Regions from separate parts of the Homo sapiens genome. Here region 2 is linked to region 1. The links are chromatin loops, found by intact Hi-C in ENCODE. Cell type or tissue: heart right ventricle. All regions are shown on one strand. Links, peaks and the distances in the headings refer to the core of each region. The heading gives the core; the rest is flanking DNA.

Region 1 (16,693 bases), core at 4,939-12,938:
ATACTTTGAAATATTAAGTTATATATGTATATGTGTGTATTCGTGCATATGTATGTGTGAATATATGTGTATATAAAGGTATATATTTTTAACTTCTATTTTAAGTTCAGGGGAACATGTGCAGGTTTGTTTTATAGGTAAACTTGTGTCATGAGGGTTTCTTATACAGATGTTTTCAGCACCCAGGTATTAAGCCTAGTACCCATTAGTTAATTTTTCTTATCCTCTCCCTCCTCCCCCTCCCTCACTTCACCCTCTGATAAGCCCCACTGTGTGTTGTTCCCCTCTGTGTGTCCATGTGTTCTCATCATTTAGCTCCCACTTATAGATGAGAACATGCAGTATTTGGTTTTCTGTTCCTGCATCAGTTTGCTAAGGATAATGGACTCCAGGTCCACCCATGTTTCTGTAAAGGTCATGATCTCATTATTTTTGATGGCTGCAAATTATTCCACTGTGTATATGTACCACATTTTCTTTATCCAGTTTAATTTTTGAGACAAGGTCTCACCCTGTCACCCAGGATAGAGTGCTGTGGTGCAATCATGGGTCACTGAAGCCTTGACCATCTGGGTTTAAGCGATCCTCACACTTCAGCCTCCCAGGTAGCAGGGACCATAGGTGTGTGCTAGTTCTATATTTAAATGTAGTGAAATAATATGTAAATATTGTTACAGATGGTTGTGCATGAGATATAATTATAGGTAAATATTTACTGAAAGATTAAAACCATTCAATTTATAGATAAATAGGTATATAGTACATACAATGAAAAATCCCAATCGACTAATTTTCAAAATGTATGAGTTATTTTAAATCAAGGTTATTTGTCAGTTATTAATCTGTGGAAGCTTAAGATCAATACGCTAAGAAAAATAAGTTCATCAGAACAAAACAAATATGTAATTATGAAATATCTAAATTCACCCATGTATAAAAATGTATTTATTGTACGCCTAGAGACTGTCAGATTATCATAGCAAGAGCTGAGAATGCATACACACACACACACACACACCAATCCACTCAGGGAGTTTGCAGCAGAAAGAGGCATGGAAATCAACAATGATAGTACAATGAAGATCTGCTTAAAAGATTATTAATGTAGGAGTGGGTTTATCAGCAGGGGAATAATATTAGGAGTGATTTAACAAATGAATCATTTAGTAACTGAGCATTCATTGAAGAAGCTTCCATGCAAAATTAACTCTACTGAAAAGTGAGCACGTTTATTTAGCCCAAATAACTCTGTGCTGCCTGATATTGTTTAAATACAAAAAATGAATGACAATATGCATGTTGAGGGAGAGGATAAAGATCAAATAGGAAAAGCTTCTACATGAGTTAAGAAATTAAAACTTTATTTTAGCTTTTAGTCCTCAGAACTGTGAGAGAATAAATTCCTGTTGTTTAAGCTCAAAAACAAACAAATAAACACCAAAAACCTCTATCTTAGAGCTAAGGGTGGCTAATAGATTTTGACCAGCAAAGATAAATCAGTAAATTTGCATCTTAAAAAACTAATTTGTAATATTGAAATCCAATTGAAGGTAGACAATACCAATACAGCAATATTTTTACCATTTTATTTTATTTCTTACTAATCCTATAAAAAGATGAGACTGAATTCTTGCCTCCCTGTCTCCTGAATTCTTCCAATCAACTCAATTAGGGCCATTTAGTCTTACTTATAGGTACTGACATCTCTCAGATTTATAGTATATAGCTCTAGTCTTCTTCATTTATTCAACTCAATAATGTATATAATAAATTTACTCAATCCAGTATTAAGTGCAGCAAACATCTCAGAAGTGAAAACTGAAAGAAGGAGCGGGAGGAGGAGAAATAATTAGAAGAAATAACAAGGTGTAAAATGAAGTGGGAAAAATGACTTACTCATGGGATGTACACCAGGATGAACCTTAAGGTAAACAATGGTCCTTCGGTGACAAGGATGTGTCAGTGTAGGTTCATCATCCATAATAATTGTTCCACTCTGGTGAAGGATGTTGGTAATGAGGGAGGCTAGGCATGTGTGGGGGCAGGGAGTATATGGGAAATCTCAGTTTGGCTATGAACTTAAAACTGCTCTAAAAAATAAAGTCTATTTTAAAAATACATGACAAATGGGAGAATATTTAGCATGTAATCTGCAGGATGGGAAGGAGAGATCTGAGAGGAATGTGGAGGAGAGTATCTCAGAAGGAAAAATCACATGCACAAATATATCAGTGCATTCTAGGAATTAGAGGACTGCTGTAGTGCTAGAGGTACAAAGTTAGAAAGGCCAGGCTAGAAGCCATGCTGCAGGGGAAACTGGATTCTATATGCAAGGAGGAGCCATTGAATTATTATATTTTTACATAAATAAAATACAATGGAAGAATTAAAATAAACTTGACTAGTATCTCTGCAACCAAACATCAAATCAGTCTTGTTGGTCATTCGATTTAGACAGTATTCTTATGAGGAGCATGTTTACTCTGTATTTTTTTCTTCAGCTCAAGAGATTGTACTTTTGCATTTTTCTTCATAATCATTATCCTATTCATAGAATCAGTAATTAGTGAAATTAGTGAAAACAACATTAGTAATTAGTGAAAAACAAGAGTTTGGGACACTTTTATTCATTTAATCTTTGTTAATTGAGAACATACTATTTTTATAGTATGGGGTACTACTGTGGAAGAACATATATGCTGGATTCTGGGGATAAAGCATTAAACAAGATAGAAACCACCCTGGTTCCCGCTGAGCATACAGCCAAGTGATGAATGACAAAACATAGTAAATCTGGGTTTTCCTTTTTCGAGCTATGGATGGCTTTGGCCAAGTTATCTATAGTTCATTTCATGAACAAACATGGTTATTATAATATTTAACTCCTAAAGGTATAGAGAATTGGAGTAGTATACATAAAGTACCTAATGGAACATCTGAAACACAATATTCATTAAGTAAATATTTTATTAAAAGTTGATATTACTATGATTAAATACTTGTCTCATATGAGTAGTGAATATATAGATTTTAGCCATAATATTGAGTGACTTTGATATTTTAATTACCTTAACAATTAAGGGGCCTTTGTGCATGCATGGGTGTGTGTGTGTGTTTGTATGTGTGAGAGAGAGATTGGGAAAAAGAGGAGAGACTACCTCTTTAGTTTGCGTCACGAACTAAAATAGTCCCTATTCTCAAGTGGATAAGAAAAGAGGCTCTGGTTTTAAACCTTCCAAGTTTGAATCCTGACTTCTACCATTTATGGCTATGAGAACCTGTTCAAATTGTTTAGCTTTTCTGTGGTCCAGTCATATCACATGTAGAAAAATGTTGCTAATAGCTATCTCTTAGGGTTTCTATGAGAATTGCATTAGGTAATACATGTACAGTGTTTAGAACACTGCCTGATATATAAGTATTCAATTCTATTACTGATTCTTATTCTTACCTCTCTGGAGTTTCGGTCCTGATTTGTTTTCCTAATTATTATCTGGGACCTGTAGAAATACAAAAATTGGATGGGTTTTTATGTATAATGTTGACATTTTCAAAAAATGTTAACAAAAGACAAATTATGTTATTGCTATGGGGAAAATAACTACCAGGACTTGTTTTATACCTGTCTAATCAACCAATGTTCCATAGCCAAGGTAACAAGTAAAACTCAGAACTAGATTTAAATCTGTCCAATTGAGCAATGACAATTTGCTTCAGTGAACATGTCCCTGAAGACCAGTCAGTTAGTACTAACTCATGCCTTGAAAGTCACCCCACTGACAGTCAACTCACTCCAGCGAACATGTTTCTAAGGCTGACATGGAACAACTATTTTGAAAAATAATAAACTAGGCTTCTAAGATTGACAACCCACCCTGCCTCTACAATTAACACAAAATATGATTCTACAGCTGATATCAATCCATTCTTGCTCCCATATAAACACAACCTGAATCAATCTCAAGCTCTTCCCCAGCACCCTATGTAAAATTAGTAGTTTGCAATGCTCAGTGAGGCTTCATCTGATCAACGTAGCTCTTTTTTTTTTTTTCACTTCCATCAGCAATAAATCAAGCTTATTGATTTGAGTTTTGAATAGAGGTCTCTCTTTTTTTTTTTTTAACAATGTAGTTTTCTCCAACAGGGTAATATAGTATCTTTGACCAATAAATCTACCCAGCCCTTTTGTACGCCAGTTTCCTTTGTCCTTCAGATTTCCTGCCAGGTGCAACTGGTTCAACATGATCTCAACTCTAACTTATTTCATTGAGCTCTTATTACAAAATTTATGTTGTTATAATTTGTTGCTAAGTAGTATTAGTATATTAGATGCTTTGGTTTGGTGGTGCACTATTTGTTAAATATTTTTGCCACTAACATGCTGACTTCAGCGACTTGGCTTGCTTTTTATTTTTGTCTTTCTCTTAGTGAGAAAGATTTGTGTCATGGCTTTATATGGATTGTCTTGTTTCTGGTGACTTGAGTCAGGGAGTGGTTCCTAGAAAATGGATGGAGGTATCAGTTGGATAAACCTCCAATGTAGTCCAAACCAGCCTAAAAGTATCACTGTTGCAGCCCCATTATGCTACAGGTAATTTATACTGAGATGTTTGATCAAATTGTGTCTTGGCTCACCTCCAAAATCATGAAGAGACTTGCTGTCATGTCAATTTGTGTACAAGGTCACTCTACTTCACATTTCCAGGCCAGTGATTATTGGGTCATTGTTGCACCACCTCTTCCTGGCCTTGGCTTGGGTTGGGTAATGCAGAACATCATTTATAAAAACACAGATGTAACAGATTTTAGAGGTTCTTTTTTGTTTATTATGGGTTTGTCCAAATCAAAACTGCAACATCTTCCTGGCAAAATCTGTGAATCTTTCATAAATTTGTATTATATTCACAGCTGTTGTGTCTTCTTTGGTGAATGTTTTAAAAAATTTTTAATTTATCATTTTGAATAATTTTAATATTTCATAATTACATTTTTAAGAAATTCAGAAAAAGAAAAAATTAATAATATTAAATATGCAATTATCAGTATTTTAATTAATATCCAAAGCCACAAAACCAAACATTGACTCCAGAATAGCTTGTTTAAAAAACTCTCTAGTTCATTCCTGCTCAAATCTTCTGAAATATACTTTCCTTGAATTTCTTCTCTATGCTTACATCCTTTTGCTTCTTATTCTAACTGTTCACATGTGCTATCTTTTCCTCAGCATTTTTTTCTCAGAAAAAGAACAATTGCATTGCACAATATGCCCTTGAAATTATAAGACCAGAAGGCTCATCTATAGAAGCTGAATATAAACTTTGATCTAGAACCAATTTGGAGTTCATAAATTAAGTTTTCCTTTTGAACCTCAGGAATTTAGGCAGAAATTTTCTGAAAAAAAAAAATCAGAATTGCTTTAGGTGCCACCAGCTATGTATCAGCAAGTTAACAGTCATCCTCTCAGATAAGGAAATATAATAAGAATTAATAAGATGAAAAACACTAGGAAGAAATTTTAGTAACACAGCTGTGCATGATTTTAAAAATATTCTTGAAAGAGCAAAAAAAAAATATTTAAAATATATTTCATATATAAGGCCATTTCAGAATTCTCTCCCTTAAAGTAAATTGGACAAAGATCCAAAGTTATAAACAAAATAGAGCTGAATCAGAGGAGATTTTACAATTAGATGATACATTTTCAGATAATATTCTGAAGTAGATAGAAGAAACAAAGTAAATGGAGGGTTTTTTTTCTGTTTTCTTTTTTTTTTAATAACAAGGTTTACATCTAAAATTATAGTAGGAAACTGCTAGATGCACTCCAGCATTTGCTGACATTTTCAATGAGCCACAGGTAAAGTAAACAAGCTAAAAATTAAAATCAATTATGGCTACCAGCTAGATAGAACCACCAGCTCCCAAAACAAAAATAAAACCAAAAGATTCTCTGATCCTTAGAATTGAGAACCTAGGAAGAGACACAAGTAGAAATGACAAAAGAAGTACTGTTAGAAGAAAGAACGTTCCACACTTGCTAAGAAGTGGTGGGTGACTATCCAAACGCTGCCCTATGATTTCACTCCAAGGGAGAGACTAGTGTTCCACAATTCTGTTTTCTTCTAAACTCCCAAGGGGAAATATCTGTAAATTGAGATGGACATTAATACATCTTTCTCATTAATATGGGTGTTAAATATTTTATTAATCCAACTACCACAGAACATTAGAGTCCTCAAAACTAAACTTTCAAATTATCTAAAACTCATGAAATTAAGCAAATTGACTTTGGATGGCTCATAAACAACCGTAATAGTAATGGTGTAGTAATAATAAAATGGAACAAAATATAGTTTTGCTTAAAGTAAAAATGTATGCTTGGCCCAGAAGATAGTAAAAGAAAGCTTTGAATGTGTAGAGTAACAGGTAAAACCCTTCAGGAGAAGTAAACATTCTTTGCCTTGGTTTACATAAACCATTCAAATACTGAAAATTTTTACAATTCTAAATCCTTTTCTGCCAACATACAATTATTACTTTGAGATTGCTATTATGAGAACAACACAATTTTTTCCCTTACACAAACCCTGCAAATGTAATAAATAGGTAGGAGTCTACTTTTCAAATAGAATTACCAGATAAAATTTACTGCACAGGAGTTATTTTTAGAAGTTTCATATTATAGCTGATCTGGACATCAGTATACCTACACTATGTATAATTCAAGAAGCAACCAAAGAAGGGGCTCTGATCTCAGAGGCTCCACAGACAAAAGACAGAAAAAGTGGGAAACAGTTTATAAGAATCCAGATAAGTCTTTTCAGATTATTATAAGCTTTAATTTTTCCCAAGTTTTTTTACCTGATATTCCTACAATAGCCTAAGATATTATATACATGCAAAAAGCAAAGGCATATACTGATGATATCCTATATCTTGATGCAATATCCAAGGTTTTTTATTTGCCTCAGAATATCTGTAGCCTGAACTAATTGAAGCAGTTAAAACTACTTTTAAATATGAAGGTTCTACATGTAGTACAATCTCAATTGCTAGATGAAAGCACCAGATTAGTTCATTATTGATTATGAAAGCTTATAACTTTCCATTCATCTTAGCATCAACGTAACTTTTTAAATAAAAAAACTTTATTATTTTAATCAATGAAAAAGAAGCTCACAATTGTGTTTATCAAGTTTAAATGTCCATGTATAGAACAGATATTTTGGATAATCCTGTCTTCATCAGTTCCAGCTGCTATAACAAATTACCATAGACTGGATGGCTCATAAACAATGAAATTTATTTCTCAGAGTTCTGGAGGGTGGAAGTGCCATGATCAGGTGCCAGCATGGTCAAGTTCTGGTGAGGGTGATCTTCTGGGCTGCAGAGTACCCACTTCTTGTAGTGTCCTCATATCGTAGAAAAAGGGTGAGAGGCTCATTGGGGTCTCTCTTATAAGGGCATTAATCCCATTCATGAAGGTTCTACACTCATGACCCCTCAAAGGTCCCACCTCCTAATGCCTATGTTGAAATACGGGTGGACAAAATATATGAAACAACCATATTTTGATAATGGACAATATGAAGAGCAGGACTGTTATCCTTGAGAAAAGGGGAAGAAAAAAAGAGAGCCATGTTTTCCTTATATTTCCCCCTGGGGGCACCTATAACCATATTGTAGTGGAGGGCAAACCAAGCAGAGCACGTCACTCTCAGTGAGTTGAGGAGACAGTGACTGGCATTCAGGGAGGTTGCATTGGTGGGTGTTGCTAGGAGAGAGTAACACAGAGTAGGTGATTATGGAAAAGAGAGTTCAAAAAATCTGTAAGTTTCTCCTTGAAGCCTTGGCTAAATTCTAAGCAGCGTTTTGTCATATGAGACACCATGAAGCCAGGCAAAAAAACAACTAGCAGGGAAAGAACAACTACCAGAAAACTCTAAGTGCAATAATTACAATGGCTTTCAAAGGACTGAGTGATTATTGAGTTGAGTAGAAAAAGCTAGTTAAATACACAGGGTGTTCAGCAGACAGCCCCCAATGGTTACAATTTGATGCTAAATTAGTTCTGGAGTAAAGGCTGTTCCAGATATGCCCTAATAAAGCCTAACATTGAATCTTAGCCTCAAGCAGATCCACAAGTAACAAAACTGCCTGTAATATAAGGTTGAAGGAGAAGCATATCATACAAAAACTCTAATCTACAAAAGGAAATAAAAATATCCAAATGATAAATACAGCAAGGGTTTTATTTTAAAATTGTTAAAAAACAATTGACTCCATAAAGCAAAAATGAATGTAATGTATTGTGGATTTTATAAATTATATAGCTATAAAGGTTTATGACAACATTAGCATAAAGGAAAGAAATGATTTATGAATACTGTTGGAAGTTTCCACATTATAGATGAAAGAATAAAACATAATTTGAAGATGGACTACCAAGTTAAAGATTAATATTATAAATTCTAGAGTAATCACTAAGATAATAAAACATCGTAGCTAATGACTCAATAGAGAAGATAAAAGAGAAAACTAAAAACACTCAATCCGAAAGTACTCAGAAAAATAGAAAAAGAAAAAGAAAAAAATAATGTATATGATAAGTGAAAAAGCAGCAGCAAAATAGTATGGTTAATCCCAATCATATTAGTAATTATATTAAGCATAAATGGTCTTAATTCTGAAATTATAAGGCAGAAATTTTTAGCTGGTTATAAAAATACAAGATATAACTATACACCATCTATAAGAAACATATTTGAAATATTGTTTAAAGACTCAGATAGGTTAAAAGTAAAAGCCTGGTTAAAAAAAAAAAGAGACATACATACACTAGACATACAAAGGTGAAGTAGTTATATTATATCCGACACTGTGGGTTTCAGGATAAGAAGTACCTGACACAAAGAGATATATTTCATGATGATAAAAAGTTCAGTTCATCAAGACAAACCAACAGTCTTAAAAAGACATGAACCCAATAGCAGAGCTTCAAAATACATGAAAGAAAAAATGTATTTAGACATAAATGAAAGGGCATATAGAAGGATCCACAATTATGGTTGGAGATTTCAACACTCTCCTCTCAGCAGCTGATGAGCATGTAGACGAAAAATCAGTGAAGATACAGGAGATTTAAACAGTACTATCAACCACCTGGAACTAGTTGAGATATATAAAATACTTAATTAACAAGAGATGAGTACACATGCTTTTCAAGTGCATCTGGAACATTTACCTAGACAGGCCATATGAAGGGGCATAAAAAGTTCTCAATAAATTTAAATAGTATTAAACATATTTTTGTAACAAAATATTTTGAAACCTATATTGGAAATATTCAAATATTTTAAAATTAAACAGCTGTTCCTGTTTAACTTCTGACTTACCTACCCATGGCTCTAAAATTTTACAGTTAATTAGAAAATATTTTGAATGGAATGAATTTAATATGCAATATAATCAAATCTGTGAGATAATGCTAATGCAGAACATAGAGGAACTATAATACTATAATTGCTTTTGTCAGAAAAGAGAAAAACCTAAAATTAAAGATTAAGATTACTTCTTAAATAGTGAAAAAAAAGAAAGTACAATGTAAACTCAAAGTAAAAAAAAATGCAGGAAATAATAAAAGAAAAAGGTGGGCAGTTAACTCATAAAAAGGCAATTAATACAGAAAATAAATCCCAAAAGTTGTCTTTTACAAAGAGCAATAAAATTGATAAATCTCTGGGTAGACCAATTAAGAAGAATTATCAGTGTGAGGATTTTTAAAATGACATCTGCCAGCTGCAGTGGTCCACACCTGTGTCTCAGCTACTCGGGAGGCTGAGGTGGGAGGATCACTTGAGCCCAGGAGTAAAAAAAGAAAAACTGGACATCATTAGAAATTCAATAGGCATTAAAAATAGTCAGTAAATGTATTATAACCACTCTTCAGAATCAGGACACATCATTCCACAAAATGTTTTTTGGATATCAAGACTGATTTTGCCAACATATACACCAAGAAGTTATGAAAATGCTTATTGCTTATATATAACAAGGCTTTTGGGGGAGATCACAGCAGGCATCCAAGTTATCTGAAAATGGTTTCATTGATCAGGAAAAGGAGGTTGACTTGGAGTTTTTATTGTGGTTGTGGATGGGGCTGGGATTCCCTTGTGCAGGCAGGGGTTTGCATGATTTGGAACTCTCTTTGGTATCAAAAGAGAGGGCATAAAGGCCTTCATATTGGTTTTCTCCCAGATGGGAGACATAAAGGAAAGATAGAGAGGTGAGGTTTAAAAGTTGTCAGCACTCAAATTAAAAAACATAAAGTCAAACTCTTTGTCACAGAAAATTATGAAAACATTTATCCCAATAAATTTTATAACTTGAAATGGACAAATAAAAGATTAAAATAATCAAACATATAAATAAGCAGTAGAAAATCTAAATAGTATATGTATGCGATCAAATTCACAAGTAACACCCTCCTACAAGGAAAACTCCAGACCAGGATGACTTCACTGTTGAATTCTAATAGACATTTCAGGAAGAAATACTACCAATCTTACACAAACCCATGCAAAAACAAAGGAAAATAAAATACTTGTAACTAATTTTTTTGAAGCTAGCATTATCTTGATGCCAGGGCAGACCAAAACATTACAGGAAAACTGCAGATCTCATAAACATAGACACAAAGCCCTTAACAATATTTTAGAAAACTAAATTTAATACTATGTAAAAATGATAACACATTGTGACCCAGAGATGCATATTTGGTCTAACATTCTGAAATAAATCATTATAATTTATCATATTTATGGAAAAATTACAGCTAATGTCATATTTCATGGTGAAATATCAAGTGTTTTCTCCTAAGCTCAAGAATAAGATAATCAGTTCTATTCATGATCAATAGGAATGAGGGGCTTTAGCTAATGTAGTATATAGCAAGGGAAAGAAACAATAAATGAAGAGATTGAAAAAATATCCAATCTTGATATTCAGAAAACATTTTAAAACCTGAGAACTATACTTAAAATTTTTCAGAAACAAAAAGTGAATTTAGTATAGTCAAATGATACAAGGTCAATCCAAAAAGGGAATTGTATTTTACTCTGTAGGAATATTGTAACTATTTATGAATGAAATAATGTAAAAGAAAATATGCCCTAAGTAGCATGGAAAAGTTGAAATATTTAGTATCATTTAATAAAATATCTGTAAAGCTTGTACATTACAAGCTAAATTTATTTGGTTGAGATAAATTAAAGTGTATATATACCTCTTTAATTTATCTCAACCAAAGAATGATGTATCTCTCCATATGTATATATACATATATATGTATTCTTTACACACACACACACACATACACACACACACACACACAGACATCATGTTCTTTGATTGAAGATTCCATCTGATTAGTATGTCAGTTCTGCCTAAACTGATCTACAGATTTAACAAAATCTCTATTTAAATTTCACTTTGTTTTCTTTTTCTTTTTTGGAAATGCACAAGTTGATTTAAATTTATATGAAAATGCAATAAGCCTAAAACAGCCAAAAGAATTTTGAAAATGAACAATGTTGGAGACTTTGCACTAACTGATTTTAAAAGTTCCTATGAATCAGGGTTTCTCAACCTAGACACTATTGATGTTAGGGCTAGATCATTCTTTCTTGTGGGAACTACCCTGTGCATTGCAGGATGGTGGGCAGCATCATTGGCCTCTATCCACTAGATGCCAGTAGTATCCGCCACACCCTCTAATTGTGATAACTAAAAATGTTTCCAGGCATTGCCAAATATTCCCTGGAGTCTAAATCTCCCCCGGGTAAGAACCTCTGCTATAAAGCTACATAATTAAGACAGCTTCATGTTGGTATAAGGATAAAAATAAAGATCACTGGAACAAAATAGATAGGGCCGAAATAGACCAACACGGAATCTATTGATTTTTTTTGACAAGGTGCCACAATAATTGAAGGAGAAAGAACAATCTTTTCAACAGATGGTTTTAGAACGACGGGCTATCCATATGGAGAAAAATACACTTCAGCTGTTACTTCACAGCCTACACAAAAATTAATTCAAAATAGTTCACGGTACTAAATGTTAATACCCCAAAGTCTAAATCTTCAAAAAGAAAACATAGGAAGAAATATTTATGACAATAGACTAAGCAGATTTTTTAGATCAGACCACCAAAGATCAAGAACCAAAAAAGAAAAATTTTATGATGTGTACTGTACCAAATATATTAATTCATGTTCTTATAAAGATGGTTTTAAGAAAATGGAAAGTTATGATATCAGATAGGGAGAAAGTATTCATTACAAAGAACTTGTATCTGAAATATATATTTTAAAATTCACAATACTTACGTGTGAGCATGTATACACAATACATAATGAACTCCTACAGTTCAATAAAAACACAAGTAGCCCAAATTAAAAAAAAAAAACTATGCAAATGACTTGAAGAAACACTTCACAAAAGAAGGTAAACAAATAGCCAAAATGAAAAGTTATATAGCATCATTAGTCAAAGAACTACAATGAAATCAGTGTAATTTCGTTACATGATGAAATGCCACTAACACATTCTAGAATGGCTAAAAATAAAATAACTGTCAATACCAAGTGTCTGTGAGAATGTGGGGCAACTGGAATTCTAATGCACTGCTGGTGGGGATGAAAAGTGGTACAAGTACTTATATAACACAACCAGGCAGTTTCTAACACAGTTGATGAGCTCTTTCAACAAGACCCAGTGATTCCACTTCTAGGTATTTATCCAAAAGATATGAAAATCTATGTCCAACCAAAATAAATGATCCTGGCATAAATACTCCTAGCACCTTGATTCATAATACCTCAAACTGAAACAGTCCAAATATTAAACAACAGGTGAATGGATAAACCAATTGTGGTATATTTATATAAAGAAATTTTCTTCAGTCATACGTAGGTACTAACTCAACACGATACGACATATATAAATAGCAAAAGAAACCAGTCACAAAAGAGTATGCATCGTATAATTCCATCTATATAAAATTTCAGAACTATAAATCTATTTTGTAAAGGAGCAGGTAGGAACATTCTGGGGTGATAGAAACAGCCCATAACTTTTTACTTGGGTGAATACAATTATTGAAAATGTTTAGATTTTATTGTATGTAAATTATATCTCAATAAGGCTGTAAAATAAAAAATAAAATTAAATAAAAAAATTATTTCCCCAAATTTACACGCGACACCATTACAGAGTTAACTAGTTCTCTGAGATATAGCCCTAAGATGGTTTATTTTTGCTCCCTCATTAATTTTTGTTCTTCACAGATGATATAAAATAATAGAAAAACTTAAAAAAAATTCCTAGCAAGAGGTAATGTAGTTTTGAATTTTATTTCTTTTACAATTATGAACATTCTTATTTCCTTATTTGATGAAAACAATCAATTTTATTATCTCGTAACTGAAATAATTTGATTTCTTTAAAAAGGAACTCATTTTTATAGAGTTCTACAACAGCAAGTTGGATAAATATTTTTAATTTTTGTTTTTAGTTATTAGTATTTTAATTTCTATTTTACTATTAATTTCTATTTTTCTAATTACTATTTTAGTAATTAGAAATTAGCTATGATTATATTATAAATATTTGATGTAGCAAATATTTATAATAATCATCATAACTAATTTCTACTCACTGAGGACACATATATCTATATGCTTACACATGACTTTTTAAAAAAATAAGCAAGTAAAGAAATTTGTGCAATAATAATTATCCAGAAGCCACTTGTGCAGTGCTAGCGCAAGCATTTCGTTTTCATTGGTAGAGTTCTACTGCCCTCTCCTGGTCCCTGCATCTTGCATCAATAGGGACGCAGATGGAATCTGGAGGCACTGCGAGACTCCTTGCAAAAGTACACGGAGACTTAATGCTAGAAGAGTAATAACCTCAAAATTTTCCCCATCAGATGATCTCAATTCAATGATGTATCATATCCACTAAAGGAGAAACCTAAGTCTATATAGAGTTAGAATGAACTTCAACTTTTTAAAATGTGAGGTGACCTCAGACATTAGATACAGTACAACCTCCTTATTTTATTGAAGTCAAATTTGAGGCTCCCAAAATTGAAGTGCCTTTATCCAATTAAATGCAATGAGTCAGTGGTGAATCCAGGAATAAAATATAGCATTTGTGTTTATTCAAATGGAACTAGGCGAAAGTTCACCTCTGCTGAACGCATTATTACAAACAATTCACATTTGTAAAAAACCAGATAGCAGGGAGTAATATGAAAAACAACACATACAAATAAGTTTCTTTCCTTCTCTTATTCCTTTCTTCCTCCTTCTTTCTGCCCTGCTTCCCCTTTCCTCCCTCTTTCTCTCTTTCTTTTCCCTTTCCTTCCTTCCTTTCCTTCCTTCCTTCCCTCCTCTTTCTCTTTTCCTTCCCTTTATTCTTTCTTTCCCTTTCTTTCTCTTTCTTTCTTTTTCTTTCTTCTTTCTTTCTTTCTTTTTCTTTCTTCTTTCTTTCTTTCTTTCCTTCCTTTCTTTCTCTTTCTTCTTTCTTTCTTCTTTCCTTTCTTCCTTTCTTCCTCTGTATATCAGAACACTAATTACTAAAGACACTGGTTATAAGTTATGGTGACAGCATGGAGGAAAGGTAAAATTCCTGGGCTTTGACATTAGATGTGTGTTTTAATGCCATTTCTACCATTGATAAACCATGTGATCATCATGTAATCACACTAATGCCTTAATCAGTAAATTGGAGATGGAAATAATGGCACTATATTATACAGGGCTTGTGAGTATTAAGGCCATAAGTGCTTGGTTTTAATTATTTAAAAAATAAATAGTATGAATAATTATAAGAATAGAATTTGTGCAAGAATTTAGAGTGATTGTGTATGTAATAAGTTCACTCTAACAATGAAAATGGAATGCTAGTACTAGCACTGCAAAAGTTGCTTCTGGATAATTATTACTGCATAGATTTCTTTACTTGCTTATTTTTTGAAGTCATGTGTAAATATATAAGTATATACTAATAAACATAGCGAGTTTAATAAAATATAGGTAGTAGTGCTATCATTCCTCCTACTATGTTGCGATTTCATTTTAAAATATTATACTTATTATTCAATATTTATGTCTGGCCCAACATTTGATATGTAGTGTATTTTATCAAATTTATCCTGAAACCAAAGTAAGATCTATAAAATTTGGAAGTAGTATGATTTAAAGATATTGAGAACTTCATTCTTTTATCCAGCTCAAAACTAGTGATTCCATCATTGATATCTTAGTGGATAAAAGTCCCAGAATATCTTTGGATGAAATACTGAAAATTTCACTTTAATATCAAGTTTTGTTAGGGAGGAGGAACACAAAGCCATTTTATTTTTATTGCTGTATTGTAAACATTAACCAGGTAGCTTAAGGAAAGCAAGGCAGGAAAGGCGGCAATGGCTCTGTTGGAGTGATGGGCAAGCAGCTCAGCTCAGACCTTGGGCTATTAGGTGTGGTCTTTGCCACTGGGCGTCATTGCTTCTAAGCCTTTCAGCCAACAAAGCAAGAAAGATCATGTGTGTATACAAATGTGTTATATTTATATGTAGCTGCTATGGTCTGAATGTTTCCCTCCGCATATTCATATGTTAAATACTAATCACCACAGTGATGGTATTAGAGGGTGGGGCCTTTGGGAGCTGATTAGATTGTGAGAACAGAGCCCTCATGAATGGAATTAATGACCTTGTAAAAGAGGGCCCCGAGAGAGCTGCCTTGCCCCTTTCACCACGTGAGGACATAGTGAGATGTCTGCATCTGGGAAAAGGGCTCTCATCCATAACCTGGCCATACTAGTGCCTTAATCTTAGATTTCCCAGCCTCCCAAACTGTGAGAGAAATTTCCGTTACCTATAAGCCACCCAGTTTATTGTATTTTGTTATAGGCAACTCACATGGACTAAGGCAATGTCCGTCGGTATCTATATTAAGCTAAATATGAGTATATACTGATGTCTCAAACTAATTTATAACCATGTGGATTATCCTAGCCTCCTACCCTTGCTTATCTGTAAATTCCCACTTCAACAGTGAAAAATCTGGCTCTCATGACCTGCTATCCCTTTGGTTAACTGTTCAATTCCAGGAGCATATGTACCAGTATTAGAGCTGTTAACCTATATCTCCACAGAAAAAAGGTTGTCAGCTAGAATGGAGTGCTTATGCCCATTTCCTTCTGCCTTAAATCTTACAGACACCTTTCATTTCCAAAGATACTTAGGTCCACATCTCTTGCTCCTATTCCCTTCAGTCAGATTGTTTCATACATTTATAATATATTCTCTTATCACAGTCTGGATGCCATCTGGGCTCCCCAACCCCCTAAATGATTTGTTTTTTTTTTACTTTGCATACATTAATGTTCAATCTTTGTACTGTAAAGCTCTTTGGGTTTTGATAAATGCATAAAATCATGTATCCAACATCACAGTATTATACAGAATAGTTACACCACCCTAAAAATCTCCTGTTTCACCTCTTCAACCTTCCTCTAGAATCCTTGGCAACCTCTAATCTTTTTTATGTCTCTATTATTTTGCCTTTTCCAGAATGTCAACTATTGGGCAAACAGTATATAATATTTTCAGACATGCTTC
Region 2 (16,693 bases), core at 5,237-13,236, 580 kb before region 1:
ATCAGGGTTCAAGGACTGTCTTTCTCTGATCTCACTTCCAAAAAACCAGGTCTCTAGATTTCAGACCACAGGAGGATGTTGAAGAAAGTTTGCCTGTGTGGTTGATGATAACACTGAGTTTATTTTGTGAATGCTGTGGAGTATTTGGCCATAGTTGCTAGGAATAATATATGGAGTCCAGAATTGGATGATAGTCCTAGATGAATGCGCTGACCTATTACTAAGTGGAGTTTGTAAGGGGGAAGTGATGAACTCCAGATGAGTTGGTCTTATTGTCATTAAGGTGAATGACCTTAGACCAAGGATTGGTAAACTTTTTCTGTAAAGGGCCAGGTAGGAGATATTTTAGACTCAGCAGGCCATGTGGTGTTTGTAGCAATTACTCAACATGAAAGCAGATATAGACAATATAAAAACAACGTGGCTGAATGTGTTCCAGTAAAACATGATTTACAAAATACAAACATTGGGCTGAATTTGGTCCAAGGATCTTATTTCCCTACCTTAGAGCACTTTGGCCTTATGCTTGCTTTTAGCTTTCTCATGTGCCCTAGGTATTGGGAGGACGAGAAGCAAACAGCCATTGGGAGGATCTATACAAGCAAGCAGTTTTGTGCTGCTAAATTTGGATTTTGGGGGAAAGACAACTATCTTTGTTTACTAAGATACCAAGGATGCTCAGTTATTCATTCATTAATTCCATTATATGAAGCCTACTGTGTGACAAGTCCTGGAGATACAAAGATGAAAGGTGAAGGCCCTGGTCTCAAAGGAGCTTTTTTTCCTTAAGATTTTATAAATAGATACTCATGGCATTATAGGATATGGTGAAAAACAGTGTGCTAATTTGTTGTCAATAAAGTGAACTCAGGATCTAAGCCAGGTGTGCATGTGTGTGTGAGTATATGTGTGGATAAGGCCAAGTCTCTGCAAAAAAAGTGTTATCTTGGCCAGGCATGGTGACTCATGCCTGTAATCTCAGCACTTTGGGAGGCTGATGTGGGCGGATCACGAGGTTAAGAGATCGAGACGATCCTGGCCAACATGGTGAAACCCCGTCTCTACTAAAATGCAAAAAATTAGCTGGGCATGGTGGCGTGCGCCTCTAGTCCCAGCTACTCAGGAGGCTGAGGCAGGGGAAGCACTTGAACCCAGGAGGCGGAGGTTGCAGTGAGCCGAGATCGTGCCACTGCACTCCAGCCTGGCAACAGAGCAAGACTCCATCTCAAAAAAAAAAAAAAAGTGTTATCTTCCCTTCCTTTTCTTCTTTTTCTCATTTCTTACGTATAATATAATAATGCTGTGTTTTGAAGGCAAACTTTCAAATGCCTTTGGATAGTTGTGGGGATTTTGCATCCCTTTGCTACAAAACATGTCTTTTAGAAGATGTTGAAGACAAATCCTTCTTTAAAGCCCATTCGTCTATGGGCATCATTGATAAGATAACCAAGGTGATTTAAATAAGTAAAAAGTTATTTCAGTTGGGGCCTTGCATATGTAGAGGGGAAATGAAGAAAGTGTTCTCAAGAACTCTGAATCTCAAATCTCACAAACTCCCCACTCTTCCAGTTTGAACTGGACACATCTGTATGTTAGGCCCTAGATTTTACAACTTTATTGCCTTTTCTTTGGACCAGTTTTATGGGAATGGCCTGTGAAACAGCACCTATGCAGAGTAGGGAAAGCTAACTCAAGATAGAGGCAAAACCAGAGAAATCAGGTGTTTACAAGGAGTCAAGAAAGTATTTACCTTTTAAGAAGGGCAAGAAATTGTGGTGAAAATATACTTGAATATATTGAATCTATATTTACCTTTCTAAGCAGGTTATACTTCTCAGTATATAAACATTTGGAACCGAGGGGTTCCAATCTGCATTTTCTTTTTTTCCCCCTTTTATTTTATTTTACTTATTTATTTATTTTTATTTTTTGAGATAGAGTCTCACTCTGTTGCCCTGGCTGGAGTGCAGTGGCATAATCTCGGCTCACTGCAACCTTTGCTTGGACTACGGGTGTGCGCCACTATGCCTGACTAATTTTTGTATTTTTAGTAGAAATGGGTTTTCATCATGTTGGCCAGGCTGGTCTCAAACTCCTGACCTCAGGTAATCCACCTGGCTTGGCCTCCCAAAGTGTTAGGATTATAGGCGTGAGCCACCATGCCCGGCCCAGTCTGTATTTCAAAGATTTGTCTATGAAATGGAACAGTCACACTAAACATACTGCAGTCATACCAATGAGAAGGCAAAATAAATAAATAAATAAATAAACAAAAAATACCCCCCCCCCAAAAAAAACACCAAAAAACCAAAAAACAAACAAATGAAAAACAGAGAACAAAAACCAACACAAAAACCCAAGAACTAGCTGGTGGATTTGTCATTCTTGTATGAAAATTTCTACTTGCCTACAGTGATGGCTTTCCTGCTTTGGGTTTTTATAGTATTTGGCTTTTTGTGAGATTCGTATATTTAAAATAAAATTTAATATCTATTAAATATTAAAGCTACTTGCTGGCTAGTAGTTTCAATAATTTATTATGTATATCTTGTACAATGTCCTAGTTTCTTATTTTTTGTTTTTCTTAGAGCCTCGTAGAGCTTAGATTAGAGTGAGCTGAGTGAGGCACTCAGCTTGGAGACCCAATTTAAGGGGGTTTCAAATACCTCAATAATGAAATTTTAATGAAATATTTAAAAAATCAAAATTAATGCAAAAAATCCACGATGAACATCTTATCAAAATTTTAAATAAAGACAAGACCTACTCTGCACTTGAACAATTCTGTCTCATTCACCTCACCCTAATCCTGGCCCTGGTTCCAATGAAACTTAGTTTAAAAACAAGCATCTAGCCCCCGGGGCATAGTTTATTGGTTAGAAACAAAATCACATTAAGCTCTTATTGATTACTGCATTTTCTGGCACCCCTTAATATTTTGCATCCTAGTCCTGGTCCTACCTCTCAGCTACCCTTAGAGTTGATTAAATCCCACTGTATTACTTCTATAGGTAAAGTTTATGTGAAAGCTCACAGAGGTGATAGGACTAGCCCAGGTTGAGCAGACAAGAAATAATAGGGTTAAACTTACCATGGTTTTATGTCCTCTATCTTCCCAATTAAATTCCTTGAGGATAATATTTTCGGTTCTTATTTCTTTCTGTTATACAGTGCCATGAGTAAAGCAGTCTCCCCAACCCCTGTACTTGTGATTGTCCTGCTATCTGCCTACCATCAGTTATTTGTGTGACCTTAAAGGAGCTGCGTAGTTCTTGTTGTCTACATGGCATCCCAATTCTGGGTAAATTCAATGAAATAGAAAAGAAAAGAGTAGAAAGCAAAACAAAACCTTTCCCTGAAACTAAAATCCACTTTCATCTCACTTACATAGACAAAATAGCTGACTCAGTATTTGAAATTTTTTTTAATCAACTGGTTTGTAGTGATGTATGGATACAAGCAGAGTTCCCTAATACTTAAGACAGATTCATCTCCTTAGTAGAAGTTAGTAGAATTAATAAATAATAATTGAATGCTGTCCACAAAAGACAATGTTTGAGCTGGTAATTATTAGACCAGGTGGCTAGTGTTTCTTCATTTTCTCAAGAGGTGGGAAAAATATAAGAATTTTCAGTCTAATAACAATTATATAAAATAGCACAAGGTATGGGCAGGGGCGTGTGTGATGGCGGGAAAGCAGTGGGGAGGGAGGAGTTGGAAAAGAGGAAAGCACAGTCATCTTATATGGTTTTTTGGTTAAAACTATGAGAGATTTGTGGGTTTCACATCAGTCAACTTTCATTATTCTTGTTCCCATCTTCTCTGATTCACATGGTTTCAGTTTCTTTTGAGACGTCTTTGGTTCAAAACTTTATGGCCATGAAACAGAGTTTTAAAAACAGTTTAAAATTTTTTTAAATTTTAAAACTGTTTTAAACTGTTTTAAAAACAGTTTAAAATTGACAAAAAGTTTTGGAAGCAATCAGTGAGTTTTGCACAACTTTACTAGCAGTTATTTTTAGTGTGAAAAATGGTGCTATTCTATGATAAACATGGGTTAGGAATGTTTATGTCATTATTATGTAGCTACTTAGAGAAATAAGACCACAGTGTTACATATGTTTGTTGGAAATGGAACTTATTGGAAAGTTAAAAGGTGGAGATTATAATATATATACAATATGTGAGAAATATATTTTTTATATATGAGGAATATATTACATGGAGGCATAATTTCATTGTGTTGAAAACAGCATTTGCTTAAACTGGAGAAGAGATAGCTATTTTGCATTCCACAAATTGTATTTAATATTACATTTAAAAAATGATAACTTTCAACAGTTTGAGATCTCTTTTGAAGCCCAGATATAATTTTCATTGTGACAAAATAGGATGAAACAGGAAAGTTATTGAAAGATAGCGTTGATTTAAAAAAGAGGTAAAAAGTATATTTTCTTGTGGAATCAATTTTATATGGATGGCATAAATTTAATCCTTTGACTTATTTGTCTGCTAATCCTGTGATACATAATAAATTCATAGTTCAATTAATTGGATATATTGTATATAGTGACTCATTTAAGGAAAATGAGCTATCATGATCCAGAAGTATTTATGGGGTGACTAAAAGTTCAAGGTGCTGGCTTTACAACATCAGTAAACAGACTTTATACTTCTAGGAACTTAGATCTAAAATCAAAAAGAGAAAAAAAAGGAAGATGACATCAGAAGAAGGTTAAGCAATCAAAAAGTAATCATGCAAGACACATACCGGATGCAATAGAAACTAGATAATCACTCATTTCACAGTTCATTAATAAATATCTACTGGAGGGAGGAAAGGAAAGAAAATGTTTTGAGTACCAACTATTACCAGGCACTGTAACAAATACTTTATATTCTCTCAATTACGGTGAAATGGAGGGCATAAGGCCAAGGCATCCGAGAGAAATCTGAACATATGAGGAAGAACATTAGCTTTCATTCAGGAGGAAAACACATGAAAAATAGGGAGTAGGTGACTGGGCAGAAGTGGAAGGTTTTTAAAAGGTAATTTTGGAAAGTTGGCTACCTGGGACTGTACTGTGGAGGGCTCTTTAGCACAAGCTCAGGCATGCTCATCTTTATGTAGGTAAGGGAACCTGAAGTGTTTTTCAGCAGAGAGAATGTAAATGGCAGACACGATGGAGCCTGGCGAGCCATGGGGCCACGTGGAGATAGGGGGAGAGGAGAGTGGGCTTGACTTTGAAGACAGCGTTCTTACATGGCTCTATAGAAGTAAGTTTTCTTTGAATAGCCCTGACTAGTAGTGATTTTATTCATTTAATTATCAATAATTCAGAGCCACAAATATTTTCTCTGGCTTGCTGTCTATCTAAAAGCATCTGATTGTGAGAAGTAAATGTCGAATAAATAAAATGTTAAATGTTTAGGATAGGCCAATGTTTAGAGTCAGTTGGTGGTGATGTTCAAGGAAAGGTACACAAGAGTGTTCCTCTTCTCTTCCTCCTATTAAAAACAATTTCTTGAGAGAAGTAGGAAGCAGGAATTTCCTGAAGTGAGGAAGGGCAGACACCTGTGACAACTTGGCAAGCGTGAAGATATTTGCACCCTCCATTTCTGGTCCCCATAAATGCTCTTCAATCACTGCAGGCACGTCTGCCTCCTCCCCTCCACTCACACCACTCTTCTGAAGCTCCCTCATAAAACCCTCCTTTCTTTTTCCTTATCCTTCTTAACATCTTGTGGCTTTTTATGCAATTGTTCACCTCCTCTCACCTCTCCAGCCAGATTTCTCTTAATCATCCCACATCTTAACAGGGGTGATTCTCAGTCATCAACAGTCAGTATGATTCTTATATCATTAACATTCTTGAGAGTTAAATAGTTCCAGGAGATTGAGATCACTTAACTTTGCTAAGACCTCAAAAGCATACTATTTTATCCATAGAATACAGTTTTTGGACTGACTGAAACATTTGCCAAAATAATTAATGAATTATTTCCATGTAGATTACAAGTCTTAGTTTCAGTGTCATCCATTCGGGTAGGTGCTCTCTGACCTTTAGGACAATGTCAGGCCACTTAGTGACATTAAGATGTCTTTTAGTAAGGCACCTTTTACTTCTTTTATAATAGTCATCTCATTTCATATTCGTTTGTACCTCATTGAGGATATAAACTGTGTCTTAGGTATTGACAACTGTCTCTCCAAGATTTAGCCCGGGTATGTGTTAAGAACTCAAAGAATACTTTTTTTTTTTTTGGTTAATTGATCAAATGCTATGGACCTGTTCAAGTTCAAGAGATGCACTTTACCTAATATTTAATCTACAGAGCATCCTTTTTAGATATTCTTGCTTTTGCTTTATTTCCTCATTCATGCATCTAATTCCCACTTTCTCTTCTAGGCCATTTTTCTTTATAAACTTTTTTAAAAATATCACTCTATGAGCATTACTATGTGCAGCTAAGGAACAGACAGCAAAAAATCTGTGCTGAGCTATGCATGTAAGGCTTGAGGCTTGGCTTACAGGACAGTTAATCTTTCGGTCTTGGCAAAATTTCAAATCACCATGCATCTTGGGCCTTCAAATTTACTCACAAATTATTGGTACTACAATCTTTAATCTTATACTTTTCATATTAAATGCACTCTCTTCAGATTTTTTTTTCTCCTGGGAAAGTCAGTGGCTGCAATTTTCACCTGTGTATCTCTAAACTTACACCGCTAAGCCTATTCTTTCATGTGAATCCAGCCCCACATCTGATGGCAGCAGGATATTGGCTTTGGTTTGTGAAACTTAACACCTAAGGATTGTAGCATAATGTGGACATGGTATAGGGAGATGGGAGAACTGGCTTCTAGACCTGGTGGGGCCATTAACCCTCTAAGTGAATTTGGAGAATTGACTTCACCAGACATTCGGAGAAACCCTGAAGACTCCCTGCAACGCAGTTTTCTAACCAGCCTGCTGAAATAATTCTGAACTCCGCTTAGTGTTTTGAATTGCTTTGTGTTTCTATTTGTACCAATCTGACATGGTAGTAAAACAAGGTGTAGAAGAAGCTTTGGCCCTGACAGAACCAAGCAAAACTGAGATATGTCTCAAGTTTACAAAAGTCGGTGCTGCTGCCGGGAGCCTTCATATTTTACTTTTCTTCAACTCAAGCCTCTTGAGAGAATGGCCTAGTTAGAATAATATTAATCTAACACAAGTAAAAGAAAAATGAAACCAACTGCTTTTCTTTCTAAGCCCACAAAGAAACAGTAACTGGGCTTCTCTGGAGAAACGTAAAGTCAACCTCAGATGTGCTCACAGGCTGGATGAAGCCTAGGGGAAGCTAGGGGCTTAAGTGGTCACTTGAGGGGTATTCTTTTGAAAATTGTGTGGCTGAACTTACTTAAGCCTCTCTTATAGGAACAGCCACCCAGGAGAGTTTGTAACATAAGGGCAACCATACCATATTGGGAGACAAAATAACAATTTTCTTGATGAAGTACACAGAGCAGAAAGATTTGTGCACTAGTCAACTTTCTTTTTTCATGCTTAAAGGGAAAATCAGTATTTCATATTCATGGTTTCTGATGTAACATTTTGCTAGGACAGTCAGAAGGGATTAATACTATTTGTTGTAAAATATCCACAGTGTTATTTTTATAAGGATAACCAGACTGAGGATGATATTCTTAGGTTCCACCTGGTTTTCACACTTTTGGTGAAGTAAAATTTAATTGAGTTTTCAAAGGTAGGAAAATATTCTATTGCTGGGAAATATAGCGTAAAGGATTTCTGCATGCTTCCTCTGGGTTTTTCCTGTGAGCTTTAAATTAGGATTTTCTGCCAATTTTCTGGCAGAAGCAGAGGAGACATAGCAGTTTTGCTGATGGTTTTGATTATGAATTGTCTATATGGCATCAATAAAAATAACTAGAACTAGGTCTGATGGGCACTGAACTTGCTTAAAATGCTAATAAAAATTATAAGAGAAGGGAACGAATCTTAAATTTTAGATATTTTTTCTTATAGTCCATATGGAAAGACCATTTCTGTTAAAAGTACAATAACTAGAGAAGAATATGTTCTCTTCAAAGTGCCAATAAAAATTCAAAATGTCATTTTCCAGTGCAATTCGGCCTGAAATCAACCTGTTTTATGGTAATTATGGGCTCTGGCACCAGAACATAGCAGAGCTTTAGAAACATTGAATGAGTGATTGAGTCCAACCTCCATAAATGTGAAACATATGAAATGATTTGGGTAAAGTAAAAACCAGAGAGCGTTGTCACCCTCCCTACCTTGAGCTATGCATAAAGCTGCGTTAATGTAGTGGAGTAGTCATATCAGAATGAGGGAGAGGGTGAGAAAAATATTTTCAGAACAATAGAAATAGCATTTGAAAAGCATCTTATGTGGTAGAGGGGAATTTTCTTGTAAAGGTATAAACTGTGAGAAAGAGATGATGATGCCCAATGTGGGCAAAAAATGCCTTTTCATTGGCAAGATTCGGGTATATCACTATGAAAAGAAAACCATATATATTTCTTGTAACTACTGCAGCGGCAGGCATAAGGACCCGGTAATGCATCATCATATGCTACATGGCAGCTTATCAGGAGTGGCTACTCGAGCCAAGAGAAACGTGGCAACACTTCTTACTTGCTTCTCTTTTGCAAGCGTAACCTGAGCCCCTTGTGATACAGGTGTCTTGGCAAAAGGATTGCCTTAGATTAGTTTTAGCCTGTAAAACGGGAGAAAAATAAAAGCATTTCAATCTTATAGTGTTCAGATGTCCCAAATTATGGACCCAATAGAGTAGTGGCTGAATCTTCTTAAGTATTATTTATTTTTAAACAAATGTTTGAATAGTAATATAACCATTAAAGATACTGAGCCAGTAGCAAAAAAAAAAAAAAAAAAAAAAAAAATTCTTCCTACAAAGAAACCTCAAGGACCACATTTGTTTTTTAACTGAAGAGTTTTCCTAAACTCCTAAAACAGTAGTAATTAAAATACTCTGCAAATTATTCCAAGGCATATAAAAAAGGGGAAATCAGTTACTCATTTGTTGATTCTAGCATAACCCTCATACAAAAACCTGACAAAGAGAATATAAGGAATGAGAATGACTGATTAGTCTCATTCATAAACATAGATGCCAGATTCTTAAACAAAATATTAGTAAACCAAACGTAACATTGTATTTGAAAAAACTTCATGACCAAGTTGAGATTTTTTTTTTTTTTTGTAAATGTAAGTTGGGTTTAGCATTAGGAAATCAATTAGTGCAATTCCCCATACTAACAGATTAAAAAGTCAGACAACCATTTCGATGAGAAAGAAAAGGCATTTGACAAAATTCAACATCCAATTGTGGCAAAAACTCTTAGCAAATTGGGAATTGAAGGCATATTCCTGATAAAGGGTATCTGGAAAAAAACTGTTCTAAATATAATTCTAGATGGTGAAATATTGAAAACATTCTGAATATGATTGGGAATAAAACAAGGGTATTTTGACATTGTACTGTAATCTGAGGTTAGTGAGGCAAGAAAAATAAATACATTTTATAAGGATAGGAAAGAAGAAAGACAACTGCTATTATTTGAAGATGATTTAATTGTGTATCTAGAAAAATTCCCCCTAATTCAAAGCTAAATTGTCAGAGTTTATAAGATAGCATTTAAAGATTGCTGGGTATAAAATCAGTTAAACATAAATTGTTTTTCTAGAAATCAACAACAAACAGTTAATAAGTGAAATTTAAAATGCCATTTACAATCATGGGAAAAATATCAAGCACCTAGAAATAAGCCTTACAAGCTTCAGCCAAGATCTTTATGAAAAAAATATGAAATTACATTGAAAGACATAAAAGATCTTAATAAAATGAGGCATTTGTCATGTTCAAGGATTGGAAGAATCAAACTTTCAATAGGTTTTGTTGTTGTTGTTGTTGTTGAAATTTCACAAGCTGATTCTAATATTTATGTGGAAGTGCCAAGATGCAGATTAGCTAAGATTTTTTGATGAATAATGTGTGATCACAGTAGTTAAGTCAGTGTGGTGATGGAAATAAACAAATCGATCAGTGGAATGAAAAAAAGAACTCAGGAATAAACCCATACATACATGGGTACTTGATTTATAAGAGAGGGTTAATGGCCACTTAGTAGGGAAAGGATATATTTTTCGGAGTTGTGCTGAGATGATGGGTATGAAAAATGAAATGAATATTACTTCATGCCATGCACAAAAAACATTTCCAGGTAGATTAAAGACCTGAATCTTTAAAAGATTTAGAAGAAAATATCGGGGAATTCTCTGTCTCTCTCTTATTTTTCTTTTTCTCATCTTTCTGAAAGGAGATTTCCTATTGGTAGAGAATTCTGTGTTGGTGGTCTTTCAGAATTTTGAGTTTATTCCATTGTTTCTGTTGAGATTTCAGTTTTCATTCTTACTGGTTTTTGAAGGTTCTGTCTTTTTTCTTTGCTTTAAAAATGTTCCTGCCCTTTTTGGCTTTCAGGAGTTTAATAAATTGTGCTCCAGAGTGCATATATTTCTTTGTACTTATCCTACTTGGGGTTTATGCTGCCTTCTAAATCAGCATATTAATTTTTAAAAATGAATTTTGAAAGTTTCCAGCTATCGCCTCTTCAAATATTTCTTCTGCCTCATTCTTTCTCTCATCTCCTTCTGGGAATTTGATTATTCCTATTTCAGGCTTTCTCATAATATCCTATGTCTCCTGCCTTCTTCTGAAATTTCCATTATTTGTCCCTCCGTGTGTGTGTGTGTTTTGATATTTCTTTCTGATATATCTTCCAAATTCTCTTTTGAGCTTTGTCTAATCTGCTATTAAAACCTCTCCATTAAATTTTAAATTTGGGTTATTCTGTTTTTCAGGTTTATGTTTCCATTTGGTTCTTTTCATAGATTTCAGTTTTCTCCTGAAATGTTCAATTCTGTTCTTGATCTGCTTGGGAAAAAGAAGTATAGTTATTTTCAAGTCTATGTTTGATATTTCTGATATAAGAAGTTCCTGTGGGAATGTTTCTCTACTCCGTTGTTTCTGCTGGTTTTCATTCATATGTCTTGTATCCTGTATGTTTTGAAAAAATTATTTACTAGACATTGTAATTATAAAGTATTTTTTCTAGAAACAATTCTAGGCCAAGGAGAATGTTATTTTTCTCTATAAAGTTTTCTTCTCCTAGGCATCTGGGGCCACTGTTATTCTAGGATCTTCTCAATTCAATTTCGGAAACTGAAATGATTTGACCGTTAACTTTAGTTTCCACAAGGCGTTGTTTCCTACTTACCCATCCTAATTCTGAGAATGCAGCCCTTCAGCATCCCAGTCAAGAAGAGGGATTCCAATGAATCCCTCCCCCTTTGATCACTAAGAATTATGATCTCTGTCTTCTTAGCCTTTCACACTGTCAGAACTAGTCCCAGGCTCAGTATTCTGATTACTTATTTTAAATATAACTGAGTATGGTTTTGCTACTTATTGTTGTATACCTCACATATTTGTCTTAAAAACATTTTTTCTTCCAATTATGACACTTAGACACATTGTTTTGTGTTTCCTGTTACTACTTTTGTAAATTTGGGCATTAAAATTTTAAAACTAATTAGAGCTCTTTCTTTCCAAATTTGTCAGTTTTGCCATTTCTATTTTTCTTATTGAATTATTAGAGCTTTTTTTTCTATGTTTTGGAAAAAGAGAGGTTTTGTTGTTGTTTTTTACAATAAAAATTGGTTTATACTGTGTACGTTAATCTGTAACTTGTTTTCCTTTTTAAAAATATGTTGTGAATGTACCTCTGCAGTAGTCATTAATATAGTCATTTTTAGTAGCTACGTAGATTTTTCACAATATATTCAACGCTTTTCCTAGTTCTTAGACATCCTGATTACATAATAAATAAGAAAATAATTAATAGTAAATAAAATGATAAAGTACTAATTAATTATTGTATAATACATAACCTAAAGTGGGATTTTGGGGGTAAAAAAGTATATTTTATGTTTTGATTGATAAATATTGCCACATTACTTAAAATTTATTTTATTTGGCCAGGCGCGGTGGCTCACGTCTGCAATCCCAGCACTTTGGGAGGCCGAGGGGGTGGATCATCTAAGGTCAGAGGTTCAAGACCAGCCTAGCCAACACGGTGAAACCCCGTCTCTACTAAAAATACAAAAATTAGCCAAGCATGGTGGCACACGCCTGTAATCCCAGCTACTCTTCTCAGGAGGCTGAGGCAGGATAATCGCTTGAACCCAGGAGGCAGAGGTGGCAGTGAGCTGAGAACGCGCCGTGGCCCTCCAGCCTGGGCAACAGAGCAAGACGCCCTCTCAAAAAAAAATTTTTTATTTTATTTTTAATTGACAAATAATAGTTGTATACATTTATGGAGGCAACATTACTTTAGAAAAAGTATATAGTAATTCATACTCCTCTCAGCAATGTATGAAGGTCATATCTTGGTTATTTCTGTAATATTTTTTCATATTAACCTCAAAAACATTTTTTCAAGTTTCTCTACATTCCCCAATAAACTTGAGAGTTTGTTTGGAATCCCACTAAATTGAAACATTATCATAGGCAGAATTAATCTCTAATCAACTTCTTTTGCAATATTAAATCTTTCACGAGAATATTGTCATGAAGGACATGACCTTGTTCACTGCTGTACCACTTATGCCTATTTTCCATATTTTCAAGCATATAGAAGGTAAATATTTGTCAAATGAATAAAGTTTTTATTTTTCACATATGTTAATTATATATATAGATCTTCACATTTCTGTTTACATTTTTAAAAGATATTTTGTAGTTTTGTTGCTATTATGAATAGGGATATCCATTTGATTTACACTTAAGGTATATTTTTTCAAAACTTTTAAATTTATTATTTAGTACAAGATACAGAAATTTAGAAAATAGAGAAGATTAAGAAGAAAATAAAAATCACCAATTATCCTATCATTGTTAATATTTTTCTGTATTTTCCTCCAGTTCTACACATACACACACTCATATATGTATGTATAATATATACACATATAATATGTATATATTATATATTATTATAATATGTATTATATATAATACATATATGTATACATATGTATACAATATCATATATAATACAAATATACAGTTTAATGAGCATTATACATATCATTAAACATATATACCTATGTGTATATATATTATGTAATCAGGATAATTTATAATGTATAATGTATACACATATATAACATATGTGTATATATTTTGTTAAACCTATGTTCAGTGTTTTGGGGGCCTTTTTTACATAACAAAGTTTCATGAGCATTATACATATCATTAAACTTATTTGAAACATAATTGCTTTAATGGTTACATGCAGTTCCATTATTTAGCTATCTTATTATCTAACTCAGGAGTGTGCAATCTTTTGGCTTCCCTGGGCCACATTGGAAGAATTGTCTTAGGCTCCACATGAAATGTACTAACACTAATGACAGCTGACGAGCTAAGAAAAAAAAAATTGGAAAAAAAGTCTCATAATGTTTTCAGAAAGTTTACAAATTTGTGTTGGGCTGCATGGGCTGCAGGTTGAACACACTTGATTTAACTATTCTCTGATAATCAGACATTTGCAATGATAAGTTCCTCATTTTTCATAAAATAAATAAAATAAGTACTACTGTAGTATTACTATATTACACTGAAAATTTTAAATAAAAATATTGTGTATCTCTATTATCTTTTCTAATAGACTCAGAAGTATAATTACTGGGTTAAAGTCTGTGGGAAAAAATATTTTTGAGACATAGTCTCACTCTGTCACCCAGGCTGGAGTGCAGTCGTGCAATCGTAGCTCATGGCAGCCTTGACCTTCCAGGTTCAAGCAGTCCTTCTGCCTTGGCCTCCTGAGGAGTTGGGACTACAGGCATGCACCACCACACCAGGCAGATTTTTGTATTTGTTGTTACCCGGGCTGGTCTGTGAATATTTTTAAAAATCATAATTCACATTGTCAGTTTGCTTTTTTTTTTGGAGATGGAGTTTCGGTCTTGTCACTCAGGATGGAGTGCAATGGCGTGATGTTGTCTCACTGCAACCTCCTCCTCCCGGGTTCTAGCGATTTTCCTGCCTCAGCTTCTCGAGTAGCTGGGATTACAGGCATGTGCCACCATGCCTAGCTAATTTTTGTATTTTTAATAGAGACGGGGTTTCACCGTGTTGGTCGGTCTGGTCTCGAACTCCTGACTTCAGGTGATCCACCCTCCTCGGCCTCCCAGAGTGCTGGGATTACAGGTGTAAGCCAACACACCCGGCCTGCCAGTTTGCTTTCTAGGAAGCTTTTGCCAACTTGCAATCTGGCCCAGCAAAGCATGGGAGTTTCAGTCTTCCAGCACATGTACCAGGCTTCGAAAAAGTTTGGCACATCTGAATGGGTCCCAAAGGCCTCTTGTTTTCATAATAATTTGACTTTCTTTGATGATTAATGAGGTTGAATTTTTTTCATAACTTTATTATTTGAATTTTCCCTCATGTGCATTCTCTTTTTGTCCTTTGCTCTTTTTGTTTTGTTTCCATTATAATGTTCGTGTTTTTTATGTTCTGATTTTGTAATGGGGAATATAGCTACCAGATGAGTTCTTACTGGCACATTTTCCCTACTCTAATGGATAAACATATTTCATTAATGGCAGGATACCAGCTTTAGGGAAAACTAGTTATTATTTTTACTTCCACTGCCATTGGTCCTAGGAATTTTTTTTTTTTTTTGCATTACAACACTTTCTAGTTATGCTGTACTACTTACTGTAATGCTAAGTATAGGCTATTATATTCTTTAGCCGCATTATCATTTGGGTAGTGTCCTAGCTGAAATGGGATCTAAGGAAATGATATTTGCAATATGTTTTGCTGTTACGAATTGAAAAAGAATGCCTATATATGCAGCGAATACTTATTTTGTAAGTTTCCACTTTTCGAAAATTTAATTGAGTTGTAATTTACTTACAGTGACCTCTTCATACCTTCAGTATACCATTTAATCAGTTTTAACAAATACTTATCAAGACCCTAAATATTTCTACTTTTTTGCATTCTAGTGAAGTCTAATGGAGATGCATTGTTTAAACCTTTGTCTTTATTTCAACCTCATTTTTGATGGATATTTTCACTGAATATAAAATTCTGGTTTGATAATTTTTCTTCCTTCATTACCTTTTGATATCATTTGGCTCTGTGTCCCAACCCAAATGTCATCTTGAGTTGTGACCCTCGTATATCAAGGGAGAGACTTGGTGGAAGGTGATTGGATCATGGGGGCAGTTTTCCCCACGCTGTTCTCGTGATAGTGAGTGAGTTCTCATGAGATCCGACGGTTTAAAAGTATGGCACTTCCCCCTTCCTCTTGCCACCATATATGACACACCTTGCTTCCCCTTCACCTTCCGCCATGATTGTAAGTTTCCTGAGGGTTTGTCAGCCATGTGGAGCCAGAAGCCAATTAAACCTGTTTTCTTCATAAATCACCCAGTCTCAGGTAGTTCTTTACAGCAGTGTGAGAACAGACTAATATACCTTTAATGATATTACTCTATCGTTGTGGCTTTTATTGTTTCTGACAAGAGGAAGGTCTAATTCTTATTTTTGGCCCCTGTATAAATATTTCCTTTTTTTCAGGCTGATGGAAGATTTTCTGTGTCCTCAATTTTTAGCAGTTTAGTAGTAATTCCCTAGGTCTGTATTTCTTGGTATTTTTCTGCTTGAGGGTATCTGAGATTCTTGAATCTGTGGTTTGTGGTGTTTCATGAATTTTGGGAAGTTCTTGAGCATTATATCTTCAAATATTTCTTGTGGTTCCTCTCCCCTCTCCCCTCTCTTCTGTCTCCCTCTCCGGCTTTCCACGGTCTCCCTCTGTTGCTGAGGCTGGACTGTATTGCCGCGATCTCGGCTCACTGCAACCTCCCTGCCTGATTCTCCTGCCTCAGCCTGCCGAGTGCCTGGGATTGCAGGCACACGCCGCCACGCCTGACTGGTTTTCGTATTTTTTGGTGGAGACGGGGTTTCGCAGTGTTGGCCGGGCTGGTCTCCAGCTCCTGACCTCGAGTGATCTGCCCGCCTCGGCCTCCCGAGGTGCCGGGATTGCAGACGGAGTCTCGCTCACTCAGTGCTCAATGTTGCCCAGGCTGGAGTGCAGTGGCGTGATCTCGGCTTGCTACAACCCCCACCTCCCAGCCGCCTGCCTTGGCCTCCCAAAGTGCTGAGATCGCAGCCTCTGCCCGGCCGCCACCCCGTCTAGGAAGTGAGGAGTGCCTCTTCCTGGCTGCCACCCCATCTAGGAAGTGAGGAGCGTCTCTGCCTGGCAGCCCATCCTCTGGGATGTGAGGAGCCCCTCTGCCCGGCTGCCCAGTCTGGGAAGTGAGAAGCGCCTCTTCCCGGCCCTCATCCTGTCTAGGAAGTGAGGAGCGTCTCTGCCTGGCCGCCCATCGTCTGGGATGTGGGAAGCGCCTCTGCCCGGCCGCCCCGTCTGGGAGGTGAGGAGCATCTCTACCCGGCCGCCACCCCGTCTGGGAGGTGAGGAGCGCCTCTGCCCAGCCACGACCCCGTCTGGGAAGTGAGGAGCGCCTCTGCCCGGCCGCCCCGTCTGGGTAGTGAGGAGCGTCTCCACCCGGCT

Evidence for each region. Peaks named below come from ENCODE experiments on the same cell type or tissue, not always from the same donor. Only the 100,000 strongest peaks of a DNase experiment are listed, where the experiment ranks them.
Region 2: a loop joins it to region 1, with 7 times the contacts of the local background. A loop is called at or near these places in 14 of 110 quality-filtered maps.

The regions. Positions count from the first base shown.
Region 1 is chr4:124,248,541-124,265,233 of GRCh38, forward strand. All of the region lies in intron 3 of LOC105377406 (a long non-coding RNA gene), which reads left to right. LOC105377407 (a long non-coding RNA gene) reads right to left here and starts at 3,640. Exons shown (of 5, transcript XR_939176.3): 1 at 3,452-3,640. In heart right ventricle, for the core only: no CTCF peak of the experiment used is centred there; no DNase peak of the experiment used is centred there.
Region 2 is chr4:123,668,430-123,685,122 of GRCh38, forward strand. The region is part of intron 3 of LINC01091 (long intergenic non-protein coding RNA 1091); the gene reads left to right. Among named protein-coding and RNA genes, the nearest start is that of LINC01091, 27 kb to the left of the region's middle. In heart right ventricle, for the core only: no CTCF peak of the experiment used is centred there; no DNase peak of the experiment used is centred there; H3K27ac peaks cover 2,345 bases.